Linked DNA regions of Homo sapiens: region 2 is linked to region 1. Evidence: chromatin contacts called from ENCODE Hi-C or POLR2A ChIA-PET data. All regions are on one chromosome and are shown on one strand. The core of a region is the stretch at or near the end of the contact, and the rest is flanking DNA. Distances in the headings are between cores, read along the strand shown. Region 1 overlaps ZDHHC3 (zDHHC palmitoyltransferase 3). Region 2 overlaps EXOSC7 (exosome component 7).

Evidence for each region. A loop is a pair of places that touch in the nucleus more often than their neighbours do. ChIA-PET counts read pairs that join two places held with the same protein, here RNA polymerase II (POLR2A). Pooled maps may share reads with other maps.
Region 2: a pooled map shows a loop between it and region 1 (2.1-fold over the local background). The contact joins two enhancer-like sites. A Hi-C loop is called at or near these places in 1 of 50 pooled maps. POLR2A ChIA-PET finds 5 or more read pairs at or near these places in 7 of 52 experiments (Caco-2, GM12878, H1 and 3 more).

Annotation. Positions count from the first base shown.
Region 1 is chr3:44,952,353-44,958,765 of GRCh38, reverse strand. The region is part of intron 2 of ZDHHC3 (zDHHC palmitoyltransferase 3); the gene reads left to right. Among named protein-coding and RNA genes, the nearest start is that of ZDHHC3, 21 kb to the left of the region's middle. Within about 2 kb of position 3,668, at least 9 of the 41 ENCODE cell types and tissues checked have a DNase peak (open chromatin) inside an H3K27ac peak, as active enhancers do.
Region 2 is chr3:45,009,249-45,015,661 of GRCh38, reverse strand. EXOSC7 (exosome component 7) reads right to left here. Exons shown (of 8, transcript NM_015004.4): 8 at 4,191-4,427. The coding sequence ends at 4,323. Among named protein-coding and RNA genes, the nearest start is that of CLEC3B, 14 kb to the left of the region's middle. RefSeq lists an enhancer at 3,449-3,568. Within about 2 kb of position 3,506, at least 24 of the 41 ENCODE cell types and tissues checked have a DNase peak (open chromatin) inside an H3K27ac peak, as active enhancers do.

The DNA.
Region 1 (6,413 bases), core at 2,419-4,918:
GTTGGGTCAGGATTGGGCTTCCCAGTGAAGACAGTGCTGGAGCTAGGTGGACTTGAAATTAAAGCCACATCCAATTCCAGGAACCTGCACGGAAATGGCCTTCACTTTGCTTGGGCGAGGTGCATCTTTTCCTGAAAAGCTGGACAAGCCTGTTTCAGGCCGCAGCAAGTGCCTCTTGGTGAATATCTGTGGGTAAAGCAGTAGTGTTCTGCTCAATGACTTAGCTAAATATGCCAAGCTGCGCACGTGGCTATTGAATGTTTGTGCACCCTGGTATTAAACCCTCTGTTCTGTTCCTTTTCTTGTATGGGAAAAGCAAGAGAATACATTATTTGATAAAGACCTCCTGTGGCTTGTTTCAGTACGTGGGACGTGTGTGTTTAAGAGAGGGAAAGCACTGCTACTAGCAGTGACACTGGCCATACAGATTTTGTTTCTGTGAGCCCCAGGGAAAGTGCAGTAGTGATGATGATAATGGGCCTGAGCTAGTTCTTGTCTCAAAGGGCTCCATTTCCTGCCGGTTCAGGTGGTAGATTATTATTAATCCATCCCAAAGGAAAGCAGCTTTCCCAACTCAATTACATATCAGCCACTGGTCCAGACAGCATCTCTGTTCCTGCGCATGCCTCAGGGAGACCAAACACACCAGCAGGCAGGGGCCTGTTTGCCTAGTATTTAGCACTGCATGCGGGACAGCCATCGCCTGAGGGAAGCCATGTATATGGGTATAATCCTAAGTGTCCCCAAACACAAGGATATGAAAGAGTTTTCCCAGCAGCATCTATATGGTCATGCTGAAAATAAGTTAAGGATTTATTCAGAAATGTTTATGATACCATTGCTATTGGGGATATAGAAGTAAAAAACATTGCTTTGCTCAGTTCATAGTTTACTGTCTACTAAGCCCCAGATACTGTTCTTACCCTCAAGATGCCCTCTGTCTAGAAAAGACAGGTGATGATAACCCTGTGTGATGAAGGTTTGGCAGAAAGAAATGTGGATTGCTGTGGGAGAACAAGGGTGGAGAGATTAATCAACATATAGAGGTGACTGCTTAGAGGAAGCGATGCCCAAGCCAGCTCTTCTCCGAGCAGTGGACATTGAGGACAGGAAGGAGGCAGAGGGAGCAGCTTGCACAGAGACGTAGGAATGCAGGAGCATGGCTCCTCTAGGCACCAGGAGTGGTGGGAACTTAGGAAGAGAATGGATTTAGGTTGGTGATGTGGGCGAGGTGCCTAAGGAGGAGGATGGGAGTTTGATGATGAGGGGCAGTTTAGGGCCCCTAAGGATTTTCAACACATCTTAAACAAAACTGTCATTTTACAAGTCTCTTTCTGGCAGTAGTGAGGAGGAGTGGCACTGGTGTGGGAATAAAATGAATAGCCATGTTTCCTGAGTGCCCATTCTGTGAGAGATTGCTTTCTGAGCAATGGCTACAGCTATGAGCAAGACAGATGCAAATTCCTGCCCTTGTGAAGCTCACTTTGTAGTGACGGGGTCAGGTAGGAAGGACATGATTGAACAGGGTATTTTGGAAAGTGGTAAGTGCTTTAAAGACAATAAGACAAAGTGACCAGGATGATGTGCTGTTGACTTTCTGGGGCAAAGGGGGACTACTTTAGATCAAGGTGGTCTAAGAAGTCATCTCTGAGGTGGTGCCTTTTGAGCTGACCTGAATGGCATGAAGCTACAAGCCAGGCAGACGAAGATCCAAGGGTAGAGAAAAGAGTAGATTCAAAGGCCCAGAGACAGAAACATGCTCAGCACATCTGAGAAACAGGACTAGGACCAGGGTGATCAAAACATGGTAGGTGGGGGTAAGAGTGGTTGGAAGAGGTGAAGAGGGCCTCAGAGGCCAGATTGTGCAGGGCCTGGTAGGCCTCATGAGAACTTTGGATTTTATTCTAAGTGCAGCCGGCAGCCTTCAGAGAGACAGGGTGTGATCTGATTTGCATTGTGCTTGCAATGGAGGTTCAAGGTGTTACAAGTAGAAGCAGGGGGACTAGAGGTATTGCAGTGGTCCGGGCAAGACATGGTGTGGCTCGGACCAAAGTGAGAGCAGTGAAACCAGAGAGAAGCTGTTGGATTTGGAGTCTGTTTTAAGCTATTAGTTTTCAATCCTGCCTGTACCATCTCTTGGAGAGCTGTTTAAAAGTACTGATGGCTGGGCCTCACCCCCAGAGACTACTATAATTGGTCTGGGGGCAGGGCCCTGGGTATTCGAATGCTTTAGAGCTCCCACGTTTCCCTCACATTTACCTCTCAGGCCAGGCCTGAGAATGCAGTTCAGAACTGACAGAATGGAGAGAGATTGGAGAGTATACCTTCCAGAGTCTTAGCTAGAGCAGCCTGGGGAGCACTGGTGCCCATTATTGATTTTGGAGGAGAAATCAAGGCTTATGTTCTAGTCAGACTGCCACTATATTATGTGCAAGGAGAGATGCTAGGTGGGCAGTAGATAGTCAGTCTGGAGCTGATGGAGGATCAGGGTTGGAGAGAGTGTGTGTGGAGGTCATTGGTTTCTGTAAGGCATGTGAAAACAGGGAACTGGATGTTGGGCAGTGAGAGGGGAGCCTTCTGCCCTGGCATTCCCACTGCCCTCACATACATGGGTTCTTTACCCACTGCATTGAAGCGTACAGCCTCTCCAGGGACCTTGGCCAGCTGGCCCTTGCAGTGGATGCAGAACAGCATGATTCTCACTGTGGTGTGTTGCCAGCTTCCAATCCCAAAGCAGTGAGAGGCACAGACTGTATCCTAAACAACAGTTAGCTTCCCAGAGGTGTATTTTGCTGGTAGCCCCAAAGATAACTGGCCCCAAAAATGAAGAATTTGTCAAATATCTACCATTAGTAAGGGAAGCAACTGAGAGCATGTTCTATAGATGTGCCCTATTTTAGGGTCTTCATGCTACCACCTGCCTCTGCCCATCCCCAGCACATGATATCTCATGCAAAACCCAGTATGCAAAACAGAGAGGTGGGGCTGCAGAAGCGGGAGCTCCTAAGGCACTGCTGGGGCACCCTGGGATTCCAAGGAGCAGAGTTGGAAGCCCAGGTGATAAGCAGGTAAGTTAGGGGTTCCTTATTAATATTGCAGTCGTCTTTTTTTAGAAAGTGGTCACTGCAGGGTTCTAAGGAGTTCCCTAATGGGATTATGTTTTATATCTCAAGAATTCATGTTGCACATACTTTTTCAGAACAGTTTATATCCAAAGGTTATAAGCAATGTATGCATTGTGTATCACTTTGGTTTGTTATCATTACTAGTTTAAAATATATATATATACATATATATATATATATATAAAAACCTTGTGGTCTCCCTCAAGCAGTTACTTTACCACTTTCAGCTTTGGAATAATTATTCCAAGTGTAATATCTGAACAATTGCAACCACTATAGCCTTCTGGACCATTTTTCAGTGATTTACTCCAATGTAGCAGTAGATAGGTCCACATAGAGCTTGAAAAGAAAAGGGAAGTGGGAAATGACTCACAGATTTGTAAACAGCCCCCTTGGAAGTGAGACAGCCGTTTGAGAAATAGGGCAAAAGGGACAGGTCTCTAAACAGAGGGAGGAGGACAAATGGACAGAGGAGCAGGGCAGGTGCCTCACTTGACAGGCAGGCTGGCCTGGAGGCAGCATGGGTGTGGGCAGGAGCACAAGTCAGGCTCATGTTTGGTCTCCTGACGCCTTCTCCTTGCCCACTCTGAGGTTGTGTAATGTCATTATAGGGGCTTTCTGTGTTCTGGAAACACTTTAGACGTTTATAAGTCTAGAATGGCTCCATGTGTCCTGAGGAGGCAGCCTCTTGAAGACAAACTGGACTCAGAAACCCTTATCTTACTACCCTTCTCTCTCTTTTCCTCATTTCTTGGTTTCACCACCTTTTCTTTTCCAAATTCCTCATTCTCTGAGCTCCCTCAGGAATCCTGAGGGGCTTCTTTATTTCTGAGACAATGTCTGTCTCCCAGAAGATGCTTAAACGTGACAGATGTAGATTGTTTCTTTTTGTCCTGGCTGCCAGGAAGCTCAAAGCCAAGTGTTACACAATGACAGTAATTGTATAAACCCTTATGATCAGTATATTTTTGCCCCTCCTTTTTTGGATCTTATCGTTTATTAACTTCATAAATTATTTCAAATCTGAGACTTGAGAAAAGGAGGAATATACAGTCATGTGTCACTTGATGGGGATAAGTTCTGAGAAATGTGTTGTTAGGCAATTTGACCATTGTGCAAACATCATAGACTGTACTTACACAAACCTAGATGGTACAGCCTACTGCACACCTACGCCGTATTGAATAGCCTCTTGTTCCTAGGCTACAAACCCATGCAACGTGTTACTGTACTGAATACTGACTGTGGGCAACTGTAACACGATAATATTTGTATATCTAAACATAGAAATGGTACAGTAAAAACATAGTATTATAATCTTGAGGGACTTGTCATTGACTGAAACATCATGATGTGCATGACTGGATTTATAGTCAATTTAACCACATTGTTAAGGAAAAGAAAATTCGTCTGTCTACCTGCTCCCCCACCCCGACCCCTCTTGAATCCCACTCTGTGAACACCTTGCTGTAAACAGACCTCCATGACTATCTCAGACCACTACCGGCCACTGATTTTCATTTCAGCTGCCAAAAGTCATTGAGTGGAAATATTGGGGCTCACTTCAAACATGCAATTGGTATTCCCTTCTGGAGTCTCTTTCAACAGCCTTACAGAGCATGTGCTGTGTTCAGAGCCCAGGTGGCAAGTATTTCCTGGAAGGGTAGCATGGCAGCATGATGTTGGACCTGTGGGAACATAGAAGAGGAACAGCAGGCCAGGTGCTGGATGCAGCCAGAGAAGCGCCTTGTGCATCTTGCCCAGAAGTATTGGCACATTCACTGCATCAGGTTAGGGGACTTGCCTGAGGGTCCATTGGAGTATCGTGCTGCATTCTCCCTCATGCCAGGCAACTTCTCACCCCTGCCCCCGAGCAACTTATAAATCCCAACAGGAAAAGCTTTCTGGCTTCAGAGGGAGGAAAGCAGCCCATTTGGGGACCAACTAGCTACCTTTTACTTTTCTGTGGAGGAGACACATGGCCAGTGATGCAGGCCTGGGGTTGGTTACCATGCTCCTGGGAGAGCTGTTGGAGTTTCTACCCAGACTGGTGGGTGTGCACGGGCTTTGATCCCATGGCCCTGAAACAATTTAAGCAGGTTTTCATTCTTGTTGCTTGAAATGGATGGAATGTTGAGTCCTTGAAATTATTGGCATTTCTTTAGAACCTGTCTCCACTACTTTCCATTGTTTCTTTTTATATTATCATATTATCCTAGATACTTATTGAAACAGCCTTAGTATCCTAGGCCTGTTTCAATCTTAATACTAGTGTGCTGAGGTAGTTGGTGGTGGTAGAATGATGTTGTGACATCAGGCAATTAAAATAAAGTTTTTTCCAAGTCACTTAACAGAAATACCTGGTAATGATATGTTTGTCTTCTGATAGTGACATAGGTTCTAGACTTGGATTGTCTGGGTCAGAACCCTACTTCTGCCACTTATTAGCTGTGTTACCTTGGGAAGATGCTTGACTTCCCTGCCTTTGTTACCTCATGTTTAAAATGGGGAATACCACAATCTCTACCTCATAGGTTTGTTGTCAGAAGTAACTAACACATACAGTTTTGTCACAAAGCATTTGGAACTATGCCTGGCCTGTAAGTGCTCAATAAATGTATCATTATTCAGCTTGAGTTATTGAATACATTCTTCGTGCCAGGCCCTAAGCAGTTTGCTGAGCTACAAGTTGACAGATGTTGTCTTGTCCTCCAGGAATGTCTTGTGATGTAGGAGAGATGGTGTGTAATTAAATGACGTGTTCCATACTATACATACAAGCTGTGGTAGCACAAAGGCTAAGTAATGGGTTCTGCCTTGGATGTGGCCTGGGGCCATGAGGAAGTAGCAGAGAAGGTGATCCCTGGGTGCATTTTAATTTGGGTGCTAGAAGCAAGGAGGTGCCTGGCAAGTTGGAGCGGGTGAGGGTTTGGTTGGTGCTTAAATGGAGCCCCTGAGGGTAGAAAGGAAAACTTAGAATGTTGCCTTTGGGAAACTCCAAATAGACCACAGGGAGGGACTGTTTACGGAGGGAGGTGGCACTGGATTGGTAGTCCAGAGCTGAGATATGGTGGCCTCAAGAGCCCTGCCCAGGAGCTTGGACTCTGGTCCATGGTCCCTAGGGAGCCAGTGAAGGTTTTAGGCCAGGGGAATAATGTGATCAGATTTCCATTTAAGAAAGTTTACTCTGGAAATTAGTTGGGAGAAAGGATAGAAGTGGGTTGCAGGATTTGAGGGAGAGACTAGAGGCAGGAAGACCTGGGAGATGCTCTAATAGTCTGGGGCAGA
Region 2 (6,413 bases), core at 2,257-4,756, 57 kb before region 1:
GGATACCTAAAAACATTATCAGTGTGGTGGTCTCCTTAATCTTCATGGGGTTTATTTCCCACCCTCTCAGGCATGTGTCTTTTACTAGGACTTCCAACGGCTTTCCACGTCCTATGTACTAGATCTAATAAACATGATTTTATCAACATAAATAGATCAGCGCGATGGCCCTGAAGATATCACTGTGACAAAAAGTAGGTGATTAACATAGACCGCTGACAAGACACTGAACACATTTTGCAGTCCTTCCACATAAGAGATCTGCTTTTGACCCTTCTTGTTAATGGGGATTAAGGAAGAATTTTCCTAACTTATAGCCACATACGAAGCATTGGAGGCTGTGCTGATTAATCTTAGTGAAGATACTTCATCCAACAAAGCAGTGGAAATTGGAGCTCTCTCGTGTGTTTGGTGGTCATCTACCATGATTCACCTGGCTTTTACAGGGGCCACAGAGATAAGATAAATGGCAATGAGGCGGGGACAACTACCCTTGCATCCTTAAAGTCTTTGATGTTGGTCCTAATCTCTGCAATTTCTCCCAAGATCCAATATTGTCTCTGATTTATTATCTTGGCCAGGGAAGGGAGGCAGTTTCCAACCTTGACCCTTCTTACCATTGTGGTTTTCATTCCATCCCATTTATGACATCTCAATTGTACCACATCCATCCCACCTACACATTTGGGGAAGGAAATTATCCCAGGACCTAATGACCATTGTGAGCCAGACTTACTTGTACCATCCATTTATTACCTAGCCTCCATCCCCCATCCCCTTTGACTGGAGAGCCTTGGTGGCATTTCAGGTCTCCTAATACAGGCATCAAGTCAAAACCCAGATTCAAAAGGCTTCAAATCACCTTTCCTCAATGCTGGTATTCCAGACTGGAGAACTATTATTGTAGGTGCTGATGGTGATATTACAGGATTCTTATTTAAAGACACCAACCTCCCTCCTGTCAATGGACTTTGATCTGTGAACTGGCTTACGGAAACTGGGTGAAGGACTGGAATTTCCCATTATAGTGGTTGACATAAGCTTTTTATGCTCCAATTATTATTATTTTTAATTTTGACAAGTTGAGTAAAATCCTGATTGGCTGCCCATGTCTTAACCCTCAGAACACATAATCTATTAGCTACGGTCTGACTGCCGTAGAGGCAGAGGCGAGGCTGAGGACAGAAGGTAATCCATCAGAGGCATCTAGCAATGCATGGAACATTGTTTCCCCACTAACTAGCAGTTACTTTATGGCCATTATTTGGGATGTATAAATAACACTGGGATAAACTCCTCTGTATTAATGTTTCCACTCCCCTTGTATCATAAATTATTTACTTTGATTACATGCCCAGAAGTAGAATTACTAGGTCAAAGGGCAAACATTTTTAAGGCTTTTTGTTGAGAAGGAGTCTCGCTCTGTAGCCAGGCTGGAGTGCAGTGGCGCGATCTTGGCTCACGGCAACCTCCACCTCCTGGGTTCAAGCAATTCTCCTGCCTCAGCCTCCCAAGTAGCTGGGATTACAGGCGTGTGCCACCATGCCAATTTTTGTATTTTTAATAGAGATGGGTTTCACCATGTTGGCCAGGATGGTCTCGATCTCTTGACCTCATGATCCGCCCACCTCAGCCTCCCAAAGTGCTGGGATTACAGGCGTGAGTCACCACACCCGGTCTTTTAAGGCTTTTAATGCACACTGCCAGATTGTTTTCCAAAAAGTCTGGAATAGCGAAGACTTATTCTCTACTGGCAGTTTGTATGTTAGACAACTGGCTTTACTGAGCAAACAAACTACTGTTAATATTCTAAACTCGGCCAGGTGCTGTGGCTCACGCTTGTAATCCCAGCACATTGGGAGGCCGAGGCAGGCGGATCACAAGGTCAGGAGATCAAGACCATCCTGGCCAACATGGTGAAACCCTGTCTCTAATAAAATAAAAAAAATTACCCAGGTGTGGTGGTGCACGCCTGTAGTCCCAGCTACTCAGTAGGGTGAGGCAGGGGAATCGCTTGAACCCGAGAGGCAGAGACTGCAGTGGGTGAGATCACGCCACTGCACTCCAGCCTGGCAAAAGAACGAGACTCCGTCTCAACAACGAGAAAAAAATCTAAACTCATGTCCCAGTGCAGTGGCTCATACCTGTAATCCCAGCACTTTAGGAGGCCAAGGCAGGAGGATTGCTTGAGGCCAGGAGCTCAAGACCAGCCTGGGCAACATAGTGAGACCCTCATTTTAAAAAAATAATTTGCTGGGCATGGTGGCATGCCTGCAGTCCCAGGAAGGTGGGAAGATCACATGAGCCCAGGAGTTTGAGGCTGCAATGAGCTATGATTGCACCATTGCATTCCAGCCTCGGTGACAGAGTGAGACCCTATCTCTAAGAACAAAGAAAAGAAAAAAAATTAACTCGTGATTTGGAAGACTAAAGAATCAGAGACAAAAACCCACTTGAATATTATTTAACATTGCATTTCTTATACTCCGCCCTTACTTTGACCAACTTCAATGTTCTTCTACCTAATGTTTATTTAAAGACCACTAAAGACAGCTGTGGCTCTGCTGGATCAAACAGGTCTGTCCCAGGATAATATTTTTCCAAGTCTTTGCCAGTCTCTGTCTTCAGTTTTCTCTTCTCTCACTCTGACAGTTGCAACAATCAGATCTTTCCAATAAATGCCTCTCCTGGAGAGTCCCTGCTCATATGGTGTTTTGTTTCATTTGCAATATACGTATATTACATGTAGGGGTGGCCTTCAGGGAAAGGTATGGGGTGGCTAGAAACAGATTCCACCATCTTTTTCTCTTCTTTCTCCATTTTTACTGGAAGTGCTTAGCCAGCCATCCAAGCTGGTAGCTGCTTGTCATACCACTGGCATGGCAAAGCCTCATCTGTCTGTCTGAAGGGAAGTGAAGCAGAGCTGAGTCTGACATATATGACAGTACCCATTCTAATTTATGCATCTCAAAATGATCCACTGGAATCAACCATCAAAAGCAAATGCTTCTAAACTTTATTCACACTCGAGTTGCATCTCTGCGCCACCACTGCCAATGTTTTGTCATGTCACGGGCAGTCAACCAGGAGCAGGGAAGGAGAGACCAGGCTGATTTCTGCCTTGTTGGGAACACTGTCATGGTGCCTGTAGATAGTCACTGAAGAAACATAAAAGATGAAAACCCAGGCTATGCTCTCAACAGGGCAGAAGCTCCCCCATTAAGCCCAAGTCTAGGCAGCTGCTTCTCTCCACAGGGATGGACCTGGCCTTGCTGGGAGGAACGCCCACACCAGGACCTCTGGAAGCAGTCCCAAGGGCTTCAGCTCACATTATGTTCTTTCCATTTGGTGATAAATTCCTAACGCCTTACCCCATTTGCTAACTGGAATGCAGAGAGCAAATGCCACGGTTGAAACGCTCTCCTTCGTGAATCAGCTCCTTCCCCAGGGTGTTTTAAGATTTAGGAGTTTCAGTTCCCCTAGAAAAAAAAACAAAGGCTGCTCTACACATGAAGAGACTTAATTTTAACACACTGCACAGTGAGACTACAGGCTTATAGGAAGAGCCTTCTGGGCCAGCAAGCATAGTCTTCCTTTCAATGCTGAGAGCATGAAGGCAGCTGAATTATCAAATGACAACATCTTGAAAGCTGCCTTCTTAATGCTGACAAAACAAAATCTTAGGAAACACCAGGGAGTGGTTATAAAACACAAAGCAATTTCAAAACAAGAGTGATAAGAAAGGATGGCTAAGGGCCAAAGTGGCTGCCACTAAAGCCCCTGAACCTAGGGAATTCCATTCGGATCTCTTGGAGGGCAGGAAGTCAGAGCTGGACTTTCCCAGGATTTGGGATGGCTAACCAGACAGACAGACGCCCTGGGTGTGTACCTGCAGCAGAGTGCCTCCTCTTTTTTCCTCTCCCAGAACCACCCAAATACACAAGGTGAATGAACTTTTCTTTGTGATTCTTATTTTTAAAGTTCTTCAAGGGGAAAAAAATTCACAAAATACATATCATAAGCATTTCCTGTAAACCAGTTTCTGTCAGGTCTTTACTCCAGCTTGTGGGGGTCTCCCTTGGTGGCAGAGCTCTGGATTTGTCTGCCACTCACTAGATAAGGGCCAGACCCAGATGGGTCACTGAATGGTGCCTTGGCTTCAACTGAAGAACTCTAGACATACCAAACCAGACCAGAAAATAGCCTTTAATTTTACATGTACAAATGCTGCTGTAAATTCGTAACAGCGAAGAAAAATATATACGAACCGGTTTAAAAGGAAAAGTAAAAAACAATCCACAGTTGAGCAGTTGATGTGCAAATCATCCCAGGAATCCAACTTTCTGTCTCTTGGGCCCCAGGCTTTCTTCCTTGTGCACAACACTCTGCAAGGAGGCATGCAGTACCTTGCCCACACGCTTGCCAGTCTGTGGAGAAGGGACGGGAGAGAGCACACACCCCCTTGTAAGGCACACACACTCTGACCAGAAAAGCATTCCTTTCTGCCAGCTAGTCTTTCTGACATTGTACACATTCCATCTGCCTTAGAGGACTTTTATTTAATTAAAGCAAATTAAAACAAAAACCACAGACCCCAACAACATAATAAATTTTGTAAAAATCGTCATATCAAAAAAATAAAAAAGAGAGACAAACACCAGCCCCCACCAGGCAACAAACAGAGAGCAGCAAAGCCTGCCCTGGCCATTAGCTCATGCTTCACTATCCTGCTGCCACTGCAACAAGCAACAAAGTTGTCAATCAAATCTGGGCTTGGGTACAGCCAGGTGACACTGTACTATAGGGAGACCACAGGGAATCCAGAGTCTGTCTGGAGAAGAAACAGATGATGCCAAGGACATTTTAGTAAGCAGCTTCTCATTCACCTCCCATGAAGCCTCTAAGCAGAACTGCTCAGGTGTGACCAAAGTCAGTACCTGGATGGGATCTTTGGTGTTTACTGCCATGCTGAGATGCTAAAGGCAGTGAAATGTTAGAATCGAAACACATCAAGAGGGACAACCCACAAAATTAATAATCAGTCCCTACAGAGCAGACACGAGAGGTAAAAAAAACAAAAACAAAAACAAAACAAAACAAAAAAACTCAATATGGCTGGGAGTAGTGGCTCATGCTTGTAATCCCAGCACTTTTGGAGGCCAAGGCAAGAGGATTTTGCTTGAGGCCAGGAGATCAAGACCAGACTGGGCAACAGAGTGAAACCCCATCTCTACAAAAAACTAAAAATTAGCTGTGCATGGTGGTATGCGCCTGTAGACCCAGCTACTCAGGGGGCTGAGATGGGAGGATTGTTTGAGCCCAGGAGTTCACGGCTGCAGTGAGCTGTGACTGTGCCACTGTACTCCAGCCTGGATAACAGAGCAAGACCCTGTCTCAAAAAACAACCACCACCCCAATATAAAAAAATATATTTTTCTTTATGAAACTGTTATTCTGTCTCTGGGCCCAAGAATCATTTTAAGAATACAAAGAACCAACCACAAATCTCTACCTTATCAGGTCTTTCACATTCCCATAGCAGTGTGGATTCAACTCTGCCACTGGTTCCATTCTCAACAATGTTGAGATAAAAACATCCATGCCTAAATCCCTGCCTCAATCTCTTCAGTTACAGGTGTATCCTCCCCAGAGTAATGACTTGTGTGTCTTCTCCCCTGGCCCCTAACTGTAACATGGGATGAGATCCCAAGTATGACTAAAACTCTTATGAAAAGATGATTTCGATCTAAAAGGCTGGGAAGTGATCACCTCTATGAAATGCAAAGTCAGGGTTAAAGGTCAAAAAGGCCTTCGGGGGCTGGATGTGGTGGCTGATGCCTGTAATCTCAACACTTTGGGAGGCTGAGGCAGGCAGATCACAAGGTCAGGAGTTCAAGACCAGCCTGGCAAACATACTGAAACCCCGTCTCTACTAAAAATACAAAAAAATTAACTGGGAGTGGTGGCGGGCACCTGCAATCCCAGCTACTCGGGAAGCTGAGGCAGAATCACTTGAACCAGGGAGGCGGAGGTTGCAGTGAGCTGAGATCGCACCACTGCACTCCAGCCTGGGCGATAGTGTGAGACTCCATCTCAAAAAAAAAAAGGGCCTTTGGAAAGATTTTCCCATAACATTAGAAAAAGAAAAAAAAGTCTGAATCTGTCAAACAGGGGTACTGATTATTCATATACATGAGGGTGGGGAGAGAGGACAACAAGAGGAGATGAGATGGACAGGATGCCAGGACTTGAGAGGGCCTTGACGCCTCTGAATCCAGATGCAGGAAAGCAACTGCAGAGGCTAGGGGTGGCAGCCTGCACAACTACCCCCAAGGCTCTCAGCTCCACCAAGTCATTTTCCAGATTGCTGCATCCCTGTGTGAGATAAACAGTAAGACAGGGCCACAGAGCTA